Regions from separate parts of the Homo sapiens genome. Here region 1 is linked to region 2. A link is a contact called in ENCODE Hi-C data. All regions are on one chromosome and are shown on one strand. The core of a region is the stretch at or near the end of the contact, and the rest is flanking DNA. Distances in the headings are between cores, read along the strand shown.

Region 1 (2,868 bases), core at 193-2,692, 650 kb after region 2:
TCAATATAATTTTTACCATTTTGTTATTAAAACTTTGAGAGTACGTAGTATTTCAAATAGTATTTGACTAGATGCCATAATCTCTATCTTAGAGTTTTGAGATTCGTAAATCTGAAATAGGTAATCAGTTCATCAGTTACCCCCTACCTGGATTTTGTGGGGCCCTTTTATTTATTTTTATTTAATTTATTTTCTTGAGACAGGGTCTCACTCTGTCACCCAGGCTGGAATGCAGTGGCGTGATCTCGGGTCACTGCAACTTCTGGCTCCCAGGCTCAAGCGATCCTCCCACTTCAGCCTCCAGAGTAGCTGGGACAACAGGCATGTGTCACCACGTGCAGCTTAATAATCAGTTTTTAAACATGTAATTTTATTTAAAACCATAAAAACCCATTTTAGTTTTAAAAATCATGTGATCTGAAGAAATGTCACAAAGCATACACAAATTTAATGGAAAAGCTGAATTTTTTTTTTTTTTGAGATGGAGTCTGGCTCTGTGGCCCAGGCTGGAGTGCAGTGACGCAATCTCGGCTCACTGCAACCTCCTCCTCCTGGGTTCAAGCAATTCTGCCTCAGCCTCCCCAGTAGCTGGGATTACAGGTACCTGCTACCACGCCCAGCTAATTTTTGTATTTTAGTAGAGATGGGGTTTCACCATGTTGGGCAGGTTGGTCTCAAACTCCTGACCTCAAGCAATCCACCCGCCTTGGCCTCCCAAAGTGCTGGGATTACAGGCGTGAATCACCACGCCCGGCCGAAAAGTTGAATTTTTAAAAAGTGGTTTGACATTATAAAGGGCTTTGTCAATGTAAGTCGTTCTCAAGATGGGAGCTGGTGGGGTGCACATCAGCGTCACCTCCTTCAAAGCACCTGGCACCCTCCCTGCTTGGGGCCTATGATGCTGAAGAGTGGGCACCCTGCCCCTCAGATGAGCTAGAAAAGAAAAGACTTTGGGACCACGGCATGTATCTGTGAGTCCTGGCAGGGCCTGGACTAAGAATTTCCAATTCTCCACATTCAAGAAGGAAGAGACGGATTGTCCTTTCTTGTTTGGTTATAATCCCAAACCATAAATAACTAACCACCAGAACCAGTTTAAACCCTCCCTAATGGTTCCGCAGAATATTGACTAGAAACAAAACAAAATCTTTCCTAATGGACCAATGGCGACCTCACACCAGTAGCCACACTTCTGGAAGTCAGCCAGGCTGCAGCAGCCTCACCCCACTGTCTACCTTCCAAAACCAAAGGCCAAACAATCCCTCAACATCCCTGCATCTGAAAGTCACTGATCCCCGAGCCCCATGATGCTCGGCAACACGTAGAGGGCCTGTGCTCTGCAGCCCAGCTCTCCCTTGCGTAGCAAGCAGTAAGTTGAGATATCGAGAGTGGTGGGCCCTCCAATCGCAGGAACTGATTAAAATGCAAGAGCTATGTGCAGTGAAGGCTCACAGTGAAGGGAAAGAGAGACAGCTTATAAACACAAGAGCCATGTTCAATCTCACTTCTCACATGAGAAATGCAAATGAAAACCACAAGGAAACTGACAGAAGCTTAAAGAGGAACAGGATCTTTATATAGTCTTAAAATGTCTTCCCACAGCCATTTCTTACCACCAAAGGAAGAACCAGTATTTTTATACAGTGGGGAAAAGAGGCAGATGCTGCCTTAGCTAAATAATAAAAAAAAGTCAAAACGAGAATTATGTACCTTGTGACGTAATGCAGTGATAGCAAACATCAGGAATATGCTGTACTCCTGCCCGAAGGACACAGCCTGAATCTCCTCAAGAGGAAATACCAGACAAGTGCCAACTGCGGACATTCTACAAAACACCTAGCCTGTATTCCTCCAAAATTTCACTACCATCAACAGCAAAGATGGACGATCTTCATAGATTAAAAGACAGTAAGGAAGGCCGGGCATGGTGGCTCACGTCTGTAATCCCAGCACTTTGAGAGGGATTAAGGCCAGGAGTTCAAGCATAGCCTGGGCAACATGGCAAAACCCCATCTCTACTAAAAATACAAAAAAAAAAAAAAAAAAAAAAAGTCAGGTGTGGTGGCTCACGCCTGTAATCTCAGCAATTTGGGAGGCTGAGGTGGGTGGATCACTTGAGGTAAGGAGTTTGAGACCAGCCTGGCCAACATGGTGAAACCTTGTCTCTATTAAAAATACAAAAATTAGCCAGGTATGGTGGCAGGTACCTGTAATCCCAGCTATTCAGAGGCTGAGACAGGAGAACTGCTTGAACCCGGAAGGTGGAGGTTGCAGGGAACCGAGATCACGCTGTTGCACTCCAGCCTGGGCAACAAGAGTGAAAATCCGTCTCAAAAAAAAAAAAATTAACTAATTAAAAAAAAAACTAGCCAGGCAGGGTGGTGCATGCCTCTAATTCCAGCTATTTAGGTGGCTGAGGCACAAGAATTGCTTGAACCTGGGAGGCAGAGGGTGCAGTGAGCTGAGATCACACCATTGTAACTCCAGCCTGGGCAACAGAGTAAGACTCTTGTCTTCAAAAAAAAAAAAAAAAAGGACACTAAGGAAATGGAACAATTATTAAAGGGGGAAAATGCTATCAAGGACATTACTGGGACAACTGGTGAAATCTGAATGTGGACTATGTTTTAGAGGGTGTACTATATCAATGTGAAACTTCCTGATTCTCGATTGTACTATGGTTATGTAAAATAACATCCTTGCTTGGGAAGTGGTATCTGCCACTAACTCTTGAATGGTTATGGGAAAAACCGTATTCCCTTGGAGGAGGGAGAGAGGGATGATAAAGTGAACGTAGCAGAATGTTCAGAAGAGGCGACTATGGGTAAAGGGGATGCGGGGTTCTTTCTGTTACTCTTGCAACTTGTT
Region 2 (3,015 bases), core at 48-2,547:
TCACCTGAGCCCAGGAGGCAGAGGTTGCAGTGAGCTGAGACGGCACTGCTGCACTCCAGCCTGGGGGACAGAGCGAGACTCTGTCTCAAGAAAAAAAAAAAGAAAGGAAGCAGATCCATGCTGCCAGGGTGGGAGAAGGGTATGACTGCAAAGGGGCGGCAAGAAGGCTTTTTCACTCAGGGTGATGGAATTGGCCTGTATTCTGAATGTGGTAGTGGTTATGCAAATCTACACGTGTTAAAACGCACAAAACTTTATACCCCACTAGCCTGGCAAACATAGGGAAACCTGTCTCTACAAAAAAAATTTTTTTAAATGAAAAGGGTGTGGTGGTACGCACCTGTAGTCCCAGCTACTCAAGAGGCTGAAATTGAAAGACTCCTTGAGCTCAGGAGGTCGAGGCTGCTGTGAGCCACGATGGTACCACTGCACTCTAGCCTGGGTGACAGTGTGACCCCATCACAAATGAAAAACAAAAAATACAACTGTATATCCCCAAAACATCAATTTTACTATACATAATTTTTTTTTAAACCTCACCCATAAGGGGAAGGTTCCCCCTTTTATCCATGCAGGTATTCCACCCAGCAGCTTACAAGCCCCATTTCACAAAATCCTTACCAAATTCTGGGAATGCATAATTACTGTTACTAGGGCTCAGACCTGACTGAACTAAGTCCTGATTGTTTCAGACAACAAAAATTCTATTTGATCTTTCCAAGACCCCGGGTATTTGCGAATTCTCACTTATCATATAGTAGTGGGAATTTACGGCTTGGCAGAAACATGTCCACACATAATGAATCTTTCTCCCTGGGGACAAGGTCCACAGAGTTTCCATCAGACTCCTGGGAGACCTATGATCTTAAAAAGCTCAGGAACCTCTGTTCCAGTTCAAGGCCCTCCAATTATAGAGTGGGGTTCAGAGGCCCAGGAAGGAATCCTGGCTTGCCCCAGAGGACATGGTGTGTCTGTGGCAGTGCTAAGCTGGTTCCCTCTTCATCACCCAAAGATGCCACAGGTCCAGGCATTTCTGGTGATCATGACTCACACGCTCCCCATGACTTTAGCCTACAGAATTTCCTCAGCAGTACGTGCATTTCTCCTGCCAAGCTGAGGCCAGGGAACTCCGCACCCCTGCAGCACAGGCAGTCCCTAGCCCGAGTCCCTGTAATCCAGGTCCCTAGCCCAATTCTTACTTGTCAAATATAAAAGCTTCATTCTACAACCTTGCATATTTAGGGTAATTAATAGAGAAAGCTCCTCATGAACAGAAAAAAAACAAGGACAGATCATGCAGAAAAGCATGCTTTTGATCTATGCCTTTGGTCTTCTGATGAGCTCAGAGAATTAATATTTGCAAGGCACTCTTGACAAGCTGAGGCAGAAGCACAAATTAGTGTGGTTATGCTAATTGAGAGGTTCTGTAGCTCCAGGACCAAATGATTACAGAAAGTGAAAAGGGTTGACTGGGCTTTGGTCTCTCTGCAAATAGCACTGTGCTTCATGCTAGCTGCACTGACAAATTTGCAAGGAGACTACACACATTTACTTTCACATACCCGAAATTCCCAGTGGAGCAGGGGTTAAGGAAGACTCAGAACACCAAAACAGCATTTCTGAATTTATCTTTACTGTGAAAGTTAATCAAGAAAGAAAAATAAAGGGTATGAAATCCCCCTTCTTGCAGTGCTCAATGCAACTTGTAAGTTACTTTGTACACGAGGACCTTGAATGTCTTGTGGTTTTTAACTGTCACAAATGCAACACTCTGTGATCATTTCACCTCCAGAGCTGAACGAAGATGATTTAATTAATCCCCGAAAGTCACCCCGCAAGGAGAAACTGGGGAGGTGTCCCTTGAGACAGGGCAAAAAATATACCTGTTGGTGTATCAGCCCTGCTGTGGCTCTGACATATACCACAGCCTGCAAGCACAGGCCCATTCCTTCCAGACAGACTCAAATTAAAATCAGGGCCTCCTGGTCTGCCTGCATGCACTGGGATATGTGTAGCTGAAATGAATTGCCCTCTACTCTTCCTACGAGTGATCACTTCAAAAGTTTATTACTTAATTGTAAAAACCTACTCCCTGGACTTCAGCTTTCTTAGAGAGAGAAAGAGAAAGAACAAACCAGCCTAAAAGGAAATACCTCAATAGTCAGGGACCTCCCCTTCTCTGTGAGTGCTGAGGTTTGAATTTTAGTTACCAGATTACCATTTTTAAAGAAATGGTCACTTTAGAGTAGAAGGCGACCTGAAGTAAGAACAAAAGCTAAGATTTATCGAGCACTTCTTATGTGTCCAGACTCTGATTAAATGCTTATGTACATCATCTCGTTTAATTCTCCCTCAATACCATAAGGTAGGTACTGTTAGGATTTTCCCCATTTTACAGATAAGGAAAAACTGAGAGTTAGACAAGACAGAGTGACATGCCCAAGATCCCACAACAATGACACAGGAGGGCTGGTATCTAAAGCCACAGCTAGAGGACCTGAAGCACATGCTCTCAGACACTGTTCTGTACTGGCTCACTGCACAGATGGAAAGACAGGGTTGGGGAGGGGCACTGATCCAGTGCATCAGTGCAGGCCCAGGGGCCATGAGGCAGGTCTCCCACCTCTCAGCTCAGGCTCATGCTGCCTCTAACACGGATGAGGGTGTGAGAGCCAAGATCAAAAGTCTCCTGTACACAACGCAGGTGGTGGCTGACTGTCAGTTCCCCAAGGGCACTGACGCCTCAGCCCTCTCAGTACCCTCTCCTCCCCTGGCAGGCTGCTTGACACTCAGTGACAGCCAGTGTTGGGTGGGTGGGTGGGTGGAACTACTTTAACTCGTAAGGGCCACTTCCTACCGTTGTGCCATCTGTGAAAGGTTTCTCCAAAGCAGATTCTCATGCAATATTTTCAGCAAATGTACTTTTTAAGCCACTTCAATAATGGAGAAACCAGGGGCTTCTTCATAAATCTGTAGGCAGATGTGGTGCCACCTTAACAGTCCTACAGAGAGGCT

Evidence for each region. A loop is a pair of places that touch in the nucleus more often than their neighbours do. Pooled maps may share reads with other maps.
Region 1: a loop to region 2 is called in a pooled map, with 4 times the contacts of the local background. The contact joins two enhancer-like sites. A Hi-C loop is called at or near these places in 5 of 37 single-sample maps with no recorded cell type and 4 of 50 pooled maps.

Annotation. Positions count from the first base shown.
Region 1 is chr9:132,380,734-132,383,601 of GRCh38, forward strand. The region is part of intron 9 of TTF1 (transcription termination factor 1); the gene reads right to left. Among named protein-coding and RNA genes, the nearest start is that of TTF1, 25 kb to the right of the region's middle. RefSeq lists an enhancer at 1,528-1,687. Within about 2 kb of position 1,443, at least 6 of the 41 ENCODE cell types and tissues checked have a DNase peak (open chromatin) inside an H3K27ac peak, as active enhancers do.
Region 2 is chr9:131,726,539-131,729,553 of GRCh38, forward strand. The region is part of intron 1 of RAPGEF1 (Rap guanine nucleotide exchange factor 1); the gene reads right to left. Among named protein-coding and RNA genes, the nearest start is that of RAPGEF1, 12 kb to the right of the region's middle. RefSeq lists enhancers at 2,410-2,519, 2,790-3,015. Within about 2 kb of position 1,298, at least 16 of the 41 ENCODE cell types and tissues checked have a DNase peak (open chromatin) inside an H3K27ac peak, as active enhancers do.